2 separate regions of the Homo sapiens genome follow, and region 2 is linked to region 1. A link is an interaction called in ENCODE POLR2A ChIA-PET data of the cell type or tissue named here. Cell type or tissue: GM12878. All regions are shown on one strand.

What was found. Peaks named below come from ENCODE experiments on the same cell type or tissue, not always from the same donor. Only the 100,000 strongest peaks of a DNase experiment are listed, where the experiment ranks them.
Region 2: POLR2A ChIA-PET joins it to region 1 with 5 read pairs; 4 of 35 experiments call an interaction of 5 or more read pairs at or near these places.

What each region holds. Positions count from the first base shown.
Region 1 is chr14:75,417,535-75,422,534 of GRCh38, forward strand. No RefSeq gene overlaps it. Among named protein-coding and RNA genes, the nearest start is that of JDP2-AS1, 7.6 kb to the right of the region's middle. RefSeq lists an enhancer at 1,673-1,722. In GM12878, no CTCF peak of the experiment used is centred here; a DNase peak (open chromatin) is centred at 2,057; H3K4me3 peaks cover 951 bases; H3K27ac peaks cover 1,187 bases.
Region 2 is chr14:75,188,089-75,193,088 of GRCh38, forward strand. No RefSeq gene overlaps it. Among named protein-coding and RNA genes, the nearest start is that of TMED10, 14 kb to the left of the region's middle. In GM12878, no CTCF peak of the experiment used is centred here; a DNase peak (open chromatin) is centred at 693.

The DNA of each region.
Region 1 (5,000 bases):
GAGTCACAGAAGAAGTCAGGTGTAAGTGAGAGCCCTGCTTACCCCATTTATGCCTAGTGTTCCATTACTGGAACACTAAGCTTATGGGAGTTATTTATATTCTACTGCTCAAAGTCATTGCTAAGTTCTAATTTTTCACACAAAAAAATTGCAACTTCTGGCATAAATGGGTTAAAACTAGGTCTCTGGGCTCCCTTCTCATTGAGCAATGGACAGTTGGGGAGGCGCCTGGTGTTAGAGACAACATATCTTTCAGTGCCTTTGTTTATTTAGCATCCAGGCAGTCTTACTGCCAGCAGCTTGTCCCTTGAAAAAAGTTTCAGCCTCTCCTCCTAGGCAAGCAGCAGCCTGAGACTCTGAGCCAGGCTGAGTTTTAGGAGCCATGGCTGGACATCTTGCTGGGGGAGGGCCAAACCACAGCATCCAAGAGCTGCCTTCCTGAGCCCTTACTATGTGGTAAGCACTGTTCCAAGTGGGCAGGAACTCATTAAACCTTCATGACACTCCTATGGATTGGGTATTATCATACACACTCCATTTTAATGATGATGAAATTGAGCATGTAGAGGTTAAGTAACTTGCCCAAGGCCACACAGCTAGTAAGCATCGGAGACAGGATGCACACAGAGGCAGTCTAGTCCCAGAGTCCACACTCTTTATTTGCCACTGTATCCTACTGCCTTGTATGATACATTAATCTTAAAAGACCAGACATGCGAAAACTGTGTAAATGGCCAATCTGAGACACCAACAGGGCCAGTGGGTCTGGAAGAATTATGGCTGGGCAGTGGAGTCTGAAAAGACCCCCTCTAGCTCTGAAACTCTGACCTGTGGGAAGAAGGAAAGGTAGAAGGAATTTCTTTGCCCCAAAACAAGTTACTTAGGATGACTTTTTATTCTTTTTTTGCCCCCTAACTTTTTAAAGTTTATTTTTTGTGGAGACAGAGTCTTGCTATGTTGCCTAGGTTAGTCTCCAACTCCTGACCTCAAATGACCCTCCCACCTTGACTTCCCAAAGTGCTGAAATTACAGGTGTGAGCCACTGTGCCAGGCCATGTAGGAAGAGCTTTTAAAAGGGTAACTGCTCCTGTGCCAGTGGAGTGGGATAGTCCCAGGGCACCAAGCTGATTTGATTAAGAGTTTCCGACAAAGGGAGGAAGGCTGGTTCCAATGGTTTTTATTTATTTATTTTTAACTATTATTTTTTAATTTTTCTTTTCAAGTTTCCAATGATCCAATTGTTTTTCTACCTGTCTCTTAACACCTCTCAAAACTCCCTTTTATGCTTATAATTATTTAGTTAATTAGCTAATTATTCATCCACCTAAGGACTGGGCCAGTCTTTCTCATCATTTCATGATGCTGTGAGCCCTGCACATAGAAATAATCAAATATTTATTGAATGAATGAATGAATGAATGACTGAATGAAGGAATGAATAAAAATCCAACTCTGTGGTCTGAAATATACTCTCGTACACGGCAGGGCACAAACATAACAAGCTGGCATTTGAGGAAGTATTTGAAAGGAAAGGCTGGCTTTAAAAAGGAGGAAGGAGAGGATTAGGAAGGTGTATTTAAGAGATAGAGAAACGCTGGCGGGAGGAGATGGGTGGGGGAATCGTGGGCACAAAACCTGAAAGGAAGCCTGTGAACCTGGCCAGGGCTACCAAAGAAGCCCTTGTCCCAAGGTCCCCTCCAGAGGCCTTCTGACCGCCCTCAGCGCCCACCTCCCACCTCCAGCTCACCCCTGAGGCCAGCGCAGAGGTGTCTCCTCTTACAGGAGTGCATTCTAATTGCAAAATCATATCCTCGTTTTTTAAGGAGAGCCAATTCCTCCAGTTCCGAGTGTGGGGGCCTTTTCTGGTCTATGGGGACCTATTCTGGTCTCAGGGGGTGAGTTTCCAGGAGCCCAGGGACTCAGCGGGGAGGGCGGCTCTCTAGAAGGTACACTTTGGCTGACTTAGGGCAGGGTGCTGAGACATGCAGGTGTCAAAACCTGGCCCGGATTGCCTGGAGCTGGAAGAGCCTTCCAAGAAGTGAAAATCCCACCCCTCCCCCGCCTAGGCCCACACAACAGCCCAGTCATAGGGGCCTCCTTGGCTCCTCCCTACACCTCTCTCTACCACACCACCAAATTGTTGAGTGTAAGAGGAAACGCTACCTCCCGCAGAAAACCTAAAGGGACTTTTTTTCCCCTTCAATAAACATTTGCTGAAATAACTTTTTATTGGTGGTTGTTTTAAAATGCATAGCAGAAAAAGAGTCCTGAGAATTATTTCCACCATAACTTTTGTTCAATGAGATCTGTGTCATCAGTGGGGACCTCAATTTCCTCATCTGTAAAATATGGCCTCTTCCTTGCTTTAATATTCTACAAGTTTGTGCTGCATAAGGTGTGACTGATAATTACATCTCTGCTCAACAAGCATCTGTTCAACAAGTATTCTTTAAGTGCCAAGAGCCCAGACTGCTTTCAACATTATCAGGGACACAAAAGAAATGATTTCCTTCCATTTTTATTTAAATAAATGCAATCATATATTTGGCACATTGAGTGCCAAACATAAGCTCAGCACATGGTAGGTGCTATAGGAGTTTAAAAATTTTAAGATACTGTCCCTACTGATAACTTCAAGCATGTTGGAATGATAATGCATATGTGAAATAAGGAGAAAAATTTTAAATGGCATATGATTAGATGTTAGAAGGGAAATGCTAGTTAAGGTCAGAAGAGGGAGAAATCCCTGTGGGTTTGACCCATCTGAGAAGGTGACAAAGTAGGGGACTTGAGCTGACTGAACCATAATGTTGATGGTTATGATGGTGATGGTGGTGGTGGTGACGAACACAGCCAAATGTATTGGGCTTGTGGCAGGTATTGATATGGTGCTTCATAAGATCGTATTTAATCTTCACATAAACCCTCTAATGTAGGCACCATTATTGTCCACATTTAACTGTTGAGGAAACTGAGGCCCAAACTCTTTTTTATTTTTTTTGAGATGGAGTTTCGCTCTTGTGGCCCAGGCTGGAGTGCAATGGCGTGATCTCATCCCACTGCAACCTTCGCCTCCTGGGTTCAAGCTATTCTCCTGCCTCAGCCTCCCGAGTAGCTGAGATTACAGGCACCTGCCACCATGTCTGGCTAATATTTTTGGTATTTTTAGTAGAGATGGGGTTTCACCATGTTGATCAGGCTGGCCTCAAATTCCCGACCTCAGGTGATCCATCCACCCCAGCCTCCAAAAGTGCTGGGATTACAGGTGTGAGCCACCACACCCAGCCCCAAACATTTTATGGAAGAATCTAACCAACCTATATAGCAACATCTTCTGGGAGTGGGAGACGGGGATGAAGAAGAAAGAAAAAAGTGGAGAAGGGTCTTCGGTTTTCCTAGAAGCAGCATTGTGTGAGTGCAAAGTGAAAACATCTTTGTAGTATAATATCTAATGCATGTATTTTCAGATTAAACCCTCTCTTAAAAATAACTTGAGGCCTCTCTAGACTGTACATTTTTATAGCTATAATGTACTCTTTCAGATCTGAGCAAATACCACAAACTCATCTCAGATCTTATCTCTGACAACCTGGTTTGACCTTCATGATAGTTGGGAAGCCTGTGTTAAAGGAGAAGGGATTTGAGGAGACTTGCGATTTTGTGATTGTGCCTTTCTTTCTTTGATCTTCTAGGACACCTTTTGTCTCCTAACTCCTTTATCTCCTAAGACTGAGTTCTAGACTAGCTTCTGTTTATTTATTTATATATTTATTTACTTATTTATTTAAAGCATAGGGTCTTGCTCTGTAGACCAGGCTGGAGTGCAGTGGTGCAATCATAGCTCCCTGCAGCCTCAAACTCCTGGGTTCAGATGAACCTCCTGTCTCAGCTTCCCAAGTCGCTGCAACTACAGGTGTGTGCCACCACACCTGGCTTGTTTTTGTTTTTGTTTTTTGAGACAGGGTCTCACTCTGTCATCCAGTCTGCAGTGCAGTGATAAAATCTTGGTTCACTGCAACCTCCGCCTCCTGGGTTCAAGTGATTCACCCACCTCAGCCTTCCCAGAAGCTGGGATTACAGGTGCGTGGCACAATGCCCAGCTAATTTTTGTATTTTTTGGTAGAGCCAGGGTTTCACCATGTTGGCCAGGCTAGTCTCAAACTCCTGACTTCAGGTGATCCACCTGCCTAGGCCTCCCAACGTGTTGGGATTATAGGCGTGAGCCACCGCTCCCAGCCACGATGGGCTATTTTATTTTCGTAGAAATGGAATCTTGCTATCTTGCCCAGGCATACCTCAATTTCCTGGCCTCAAGCGATTCTCCTACCGTGGCCTCTTGAAGTGCTGGGATTACAGGCATGACCCACTGTGCCTGGCCTCACTCATTCATTCATTTATTAACCCAAGATTTATTTGTTAATCACCTATGATTTAAAATTTAATATGACTAAAACATCATCTTTCATCTAAAAAAGTTTGATCAGGATTTACGATCCTGGTGTCAACTTCAGGAACCCCCTATATATGGATGACCTACACAATGACATCCTCAACCTGGGCCTTTTATCCTCTCTCCATGTGTTTTCAGGACACATTTTAAAACATAATATTCTGGAAGCAGAATGCATATGCATCGGGTTTTCCCTAAATCACTCGTGTCCTCATTTCCCCATTTTTTATGAATATTATTCATCTTCTTGGGCCTCTAGTCTGTCATCCTTTATGGGCAGGGATGATCTCTTCGTTTTTGCTTGGCCTCCTCAAATAGGGTGGCACGTGGTGCATGGCTCATAGCAAACTTCAAACAAGATTGTCTGACTAAGTCATTTAAATGACTAACTGAATCCTGAGCGGTGAGAAGGCACTCAGTACAGTTCTGTATTTAGTCTCGCAGAGGTTGAGTGGCATGTGATAGATGAGGCAAGAATAGCAAACCGATAAAATTCCATGGTGTCAGTTGAGCACTCCTTTATAAGCTTGACTTTGGGTCATTTTATTCA
Region 2 (5,000 bases), 230 kb before region 1:
GACCCTAGCTACTTGGGAGGCTGAGGCAGGAGAATAGCTTGAACCCAGAAGGTGGAGGTTGCAGTGAGCCGAGATTGCACCACCACACTCCAGCCTAGGTGACAAAGCGAGGCCTTGTCTCAAAAAAAACAACAACAACAAAAAAAAAACCCCAGAAAATACCGATGCCTGTCTCCCACTCCCGGACATTCTGATGTAATTGATGTGGGATGTAACCTGGGTATCAGTATTTTTTTAAAATCTCCCCTGTGATTCAATGTACATCCATAGTTGAAAACCAATGCTCCAAAGTAATGCTTGCCCATTCCTATCTCAGCACCTAACCTTTCAATACCTTTCATGTAGCATGCTCTCAATAAATATTGCTCAGTTTGATTTACAATCCTGTTTCCCCCACTGAAGCACTGCCACCCTTTCACCTAGAATGCTATGTGAATTTGTCTTCTGGTAAGTAGAGTACCTGCAATACCAGCTTGAGGACAAGGTTCATTCCTCTGCTGGCCATGTGCTACCAGCTCAAGTTTTAGCAAAGAGGGAGGAATGGGAAGCTAGGAGGACTTGAGAAGAGGAGGAAGCTCTCTGCACAGGCACATGGGGGAGCTTTTTTCTTCTCCCTTACAGAAAGTCATCGTGGCACGTGGACAAAGGAAGTATTAATAACCTTTCTAAAGACGCACTTCTCCAACATTTGGTGTTTCAAAACCGCAACCAGTGCTGTCAGTTCTACAGATGGCCAACTTCTGCATTTTGGATGACGGCTTCCAAAGATAGCTCAACTTGTATCCCTAAAGCAGAAGACACAACTATGGGGAAGAAGACCATCCTCATTTCTAAGCCAGAGGTTAAAAGCCACTACCCACATGTTGGTCAGAGACAAGAAGACTGACCACCAAGCAAAGTCATTAGAGGCAATCAACTTTTCTTGGAGTAAAATTAAAGTAACATTATTACGTCATTATCACAACCAGACCTTAATGATACAGACTGGGCAACCCACAGGAGTGTGCTCTGGACAGAGGCTTTGCCTTTGCCACCCACTTGCTGGGTGGCCTTGGGCTGATAGTTACCCTTTCTAGATGTTGACTTCCTCCCTTGTAAAATGTGAAGGCAGAAACTGAGAACGAGCCTTTCTTTGACTTCTTCCAATCTGCATCCAAAGAGAAGTGAAGAAGTATCAAGTTCAGAAGGACGATGATACTACATCACTAACAGTTGTGCTTCACCATCCTCCTTCAGGGTCTGGGGTCCCAGCCAGGTATTTGGCAAGCACGGCTCAAGTGTCTGCAGGCTCTGACCTCCATGGGGCGAATGTAGTTGCAAAGACCTCCCCAGAGCAGCTTTTGGGACTAGGATGAAAGACTGTGTTCGTTTCCTCCCAAAGTGCCGGTTGCTGTAACAAATGAACACAGACTGGGTAGCTGAAAACAACAGAAAATATTTTCTTTCACAGATCCGGAAGCCAGAAGTCTGAAATCAAGGTGTTGGCAGGGATGCAATCTCTCTGAAGGCTCTAAGGGAGAATCCTTCCTTGCCTCTTCGGTGGTTCCAGGCATTCCTTGGCTTGTGGCTGCATCATTACAATCTCTGCTTCTGTCTTCACATGGCCTTCTCTCTTCTCTCTGTGTCTCATAAAGACACTTTTCATTGGACTTAGGACCCATCCAGAGAATCCAGGATGATCTCAAGATCCTTAATTTAATTACATCTGCAAAGACTCTTTTGCCAAATAAGGTTACCTTCACAGGTTCCAGAAATTAGGACTTCAACATGTCTTTGAGGGTTAGGGGAGAGGGGGTGGGCACCCAATCAGCCTCCAGATGGAAAAGTGTAGAAGAATGTATAAAATCCTTCCCATCCTTAAAGCCCAGATGGAATGCTACCTTGTCCAGGAGGGCTTGCCAGTTCCTACCACATAGACATGATTTTTCCACCAAGCCATTTAGTTACGCCCATATTGTACATGTCTTTTCCTCTTGCCTCTAGACCACCTGCATCAGAATCACCTCAGGAGTTGGTTAAAAATATACATGTCTGTCCTTTCTGCCCTAGCCCCCACTGTCACTGCTTTCAATGAATCAGGCCTTCTAGGGATGGGGCTCAAGAGTGTGCATTTTAGGCCAGGCATGATGGCTCATGCCTGTAATCTCAGCACTTAGGGAGGCCAAGGTGGGCAGATCTTGAGGTCAGGAGTTTGAAACCAGCCAGGCCAACATGGTGAAACCCCATCTCTACTTAAAAAAAACCACAAAAATTAGGCTGGGCGCAGTGACTCGCACCTGTAATCCCAGCACTTTGGGAGGCCAAGGCAGGCGGATCAACTGAGGTCAGCAGTTCGAGACCAGCCTGACCAACATGGAGAAACCCCATCTCTACTAAAAATACAAAATTAGCCAGGCATGGTGGCACTTGCCTGTAAGCCCAGCTACTCGGGAGGCTGAGTCAGGAGAATCGTTTGAACCCGGGAGGTGGAGGTTGGGGTGAGCCGACATCGTGCCATTGCACTCCAGGCCTGGGCAACAAGAGCGAAACTCCATCTAAAAAAAAAAAAAAAAAAATGCCAGGCGCGGTGGCTCATGCCTGTAATCCCAGCACTTTGGGAGGCTGAGGCGAGCAGATCACAAGATCAGGAGTTCAAGATTAGCTTGGCCAATATGGTGAAACCCTGTCTCTATTAAACGTACAAAAATTAGCCGGGCATGGTGGCGCATGCCTGTAGCTCCAGTTACTCTGTGGGCTGAGGCAGAAGAATTGCTTGAGCCCGGGAGGCCAAGGTTGCAGTGAGCCGAGATTGTGCCACTGAACTCCAGCCTGGGTGACAGAGCAAGACTCCATCTCAAAAAAAAAAAAAAAAAAAAAATTAGCCAGGTGCGGTGGTGTGTGCCCATAGTCTCAGCTCCTTGGGAAGCAGAGTCAGGAGAATCGCTTGAACCTAGGAGGTGGAGGTTGCAGTAAGCCAAGATGGTACTACTGCACTCCAGCCTGGGCGACAGAGCAAGAATCCGTCTAAAAATAAATAAAAAATAAAATAAAATAAATAAATAAAAAATAAAAAAAACCCAGAAAGGATCATCAAAACAATGGGAGAATGACTCTAAAGGTATTACAGGGAGTTTCAAGGCTGCTGCTCAGGCCCAGAGCTTTAGGAGGGCAGAAGGGTTTCAGGAGACTGGTCTGGGAGCCCTCTGGCTCATTGCCCAGAACTATCTTTGGTCTGCTCCATGAATTCTGGTGCGGCACTCCTTAGCCGCCCCAGCCATGGCTCATGCAGGCCCAGGTGATACTTGACCCACTAAAACATCTAAGAGGTAAACCTTGGCTAGGCACAGTGGCTCATGCCTGTAATCCCTGCACTTTGGGAGGCCAAGGCGGGTGGATCACCTGAGGTCAGGAGTTTGAGACTAGCCTGGCCAACATGGTTGGCCATCTCTTCTAAAAATACAAAAAATTAAGTTGGGCGTGGTGGCTCACGCCTGTAATCCCAGCATTTTGGGAGGCCAAGGTGGGTGGATCACAAGGTCAAGAGATTGAGACCATCCTGGCCAACATGGTGAAACCTCATCTCTACTAAAAATACAAAAATTAGCTGGGCGTGGTGGTAGCACACACCAGCAGTCCCAGCTGCTCAGGAGGCTGAGGCAGGACAATCACTTGAACCCGGGAAGCAGAGGTTGCAGTGAGCCGAGATTGCACCACTGCACTCCAGCCTGGCGACAAAGCAAGACTCCGTCAAAAAAAAAAAAAAAAAAAAAAAAAATTAGCCAGGAGTGGTGGCACGTACCTATAGTTCCAGCTACTCGGGAGGCTGAGGCAAGAGAATTGCTTGAACCCGGGAGGCAGAGGTTGCATATATTGCAGTGAGCCGAGATTGAGCCATTGCACTCCAGCCTGGGCTACAAGAGTGAAAATCTGTCTAAAAAAAACAAAAAAGAAAGAAAGAAAAACAAAAAAACAGACCGGGTGCAAGGGCTCATGCCTGTAATCCCTGCACTTTGGGAGGCCAAGGCGGGTGGATCACCTGAGGTTAGGAGTTCAAGACTAGCCTGGCCAACATGGTGAAACCCCATCTCTACTAAAAATACAAAAAATTAGGTTGGGCGTGGTGGCTCACGCCTGTAATCCCAGCACTTTGGGAGGCCAAGGCAGGTGGATCACAAGGTCAAGAGATTGAGACCATCCTGGCCAACATGGTGAAACCCCATCTCTACTAAAACTACAAAAATTAGCTGGGCATGGTGGTGGCACACACCTGCAGTCCCAGCTACTCAGGAGGCTGAGGCAGGAGAATCACTTGAACCCGGGAGGCAGAGGTTGCAGTGAGCCGAGATTGCACCATTGCACTCCAGCCTGGCGACAAAGCAAGACTCCGTCAAAAAAAAAAAAAAAAAAAAAAAAAATTAGCCAGTAGTGGTGGCACGTGCCTATAGTTCCAGCTACTCGGGAGGCTGAGGCAAGAGAATTGCTTGAACCCGGGAAGCAGAGGTTGCGTATATTGCAGTGAGCTGAGATTATGCCATTGCACTCCAGCCTGGGCAACAAAAGTGAAAATCTGTCTTAAAAAAAAAAAGAAAAGAAAAGAAAAACAAAGAAAAAAACCAGGCTGGATGCAGTGGCTCATGCCTGTAATCCCTGCGCTTTGGGAGGCCGAAGTAGGTGGACCACAAGGTCAGGAGTTTGAGACCCACCTGACCAACATGGTGAAACCCTGTCTCTACTAAAAATACAAAAATTAGCCTGGCGTGGTGGTGGGCACCTGTAGTCTCAGCTACTCGGGAGGCTGAGGCAGGAGAATCGCCTGAACCCAGGAAGCGGAGGTTGCAGTGAGCTGAGATCGTGCCACTGCACTCAGCCTGGCAACAGAGTGAGACTCTGTCTCAAAACAAACAAACAAACAAACAAACAAACAAACAGTGGTAAACCTTGGTGGTGTGTCCACATGGTGCTACTTCTGCAGCCATGTAGAATGCAAGAGCTGTAGGGACATGGCTTCCTCTACAAAATTT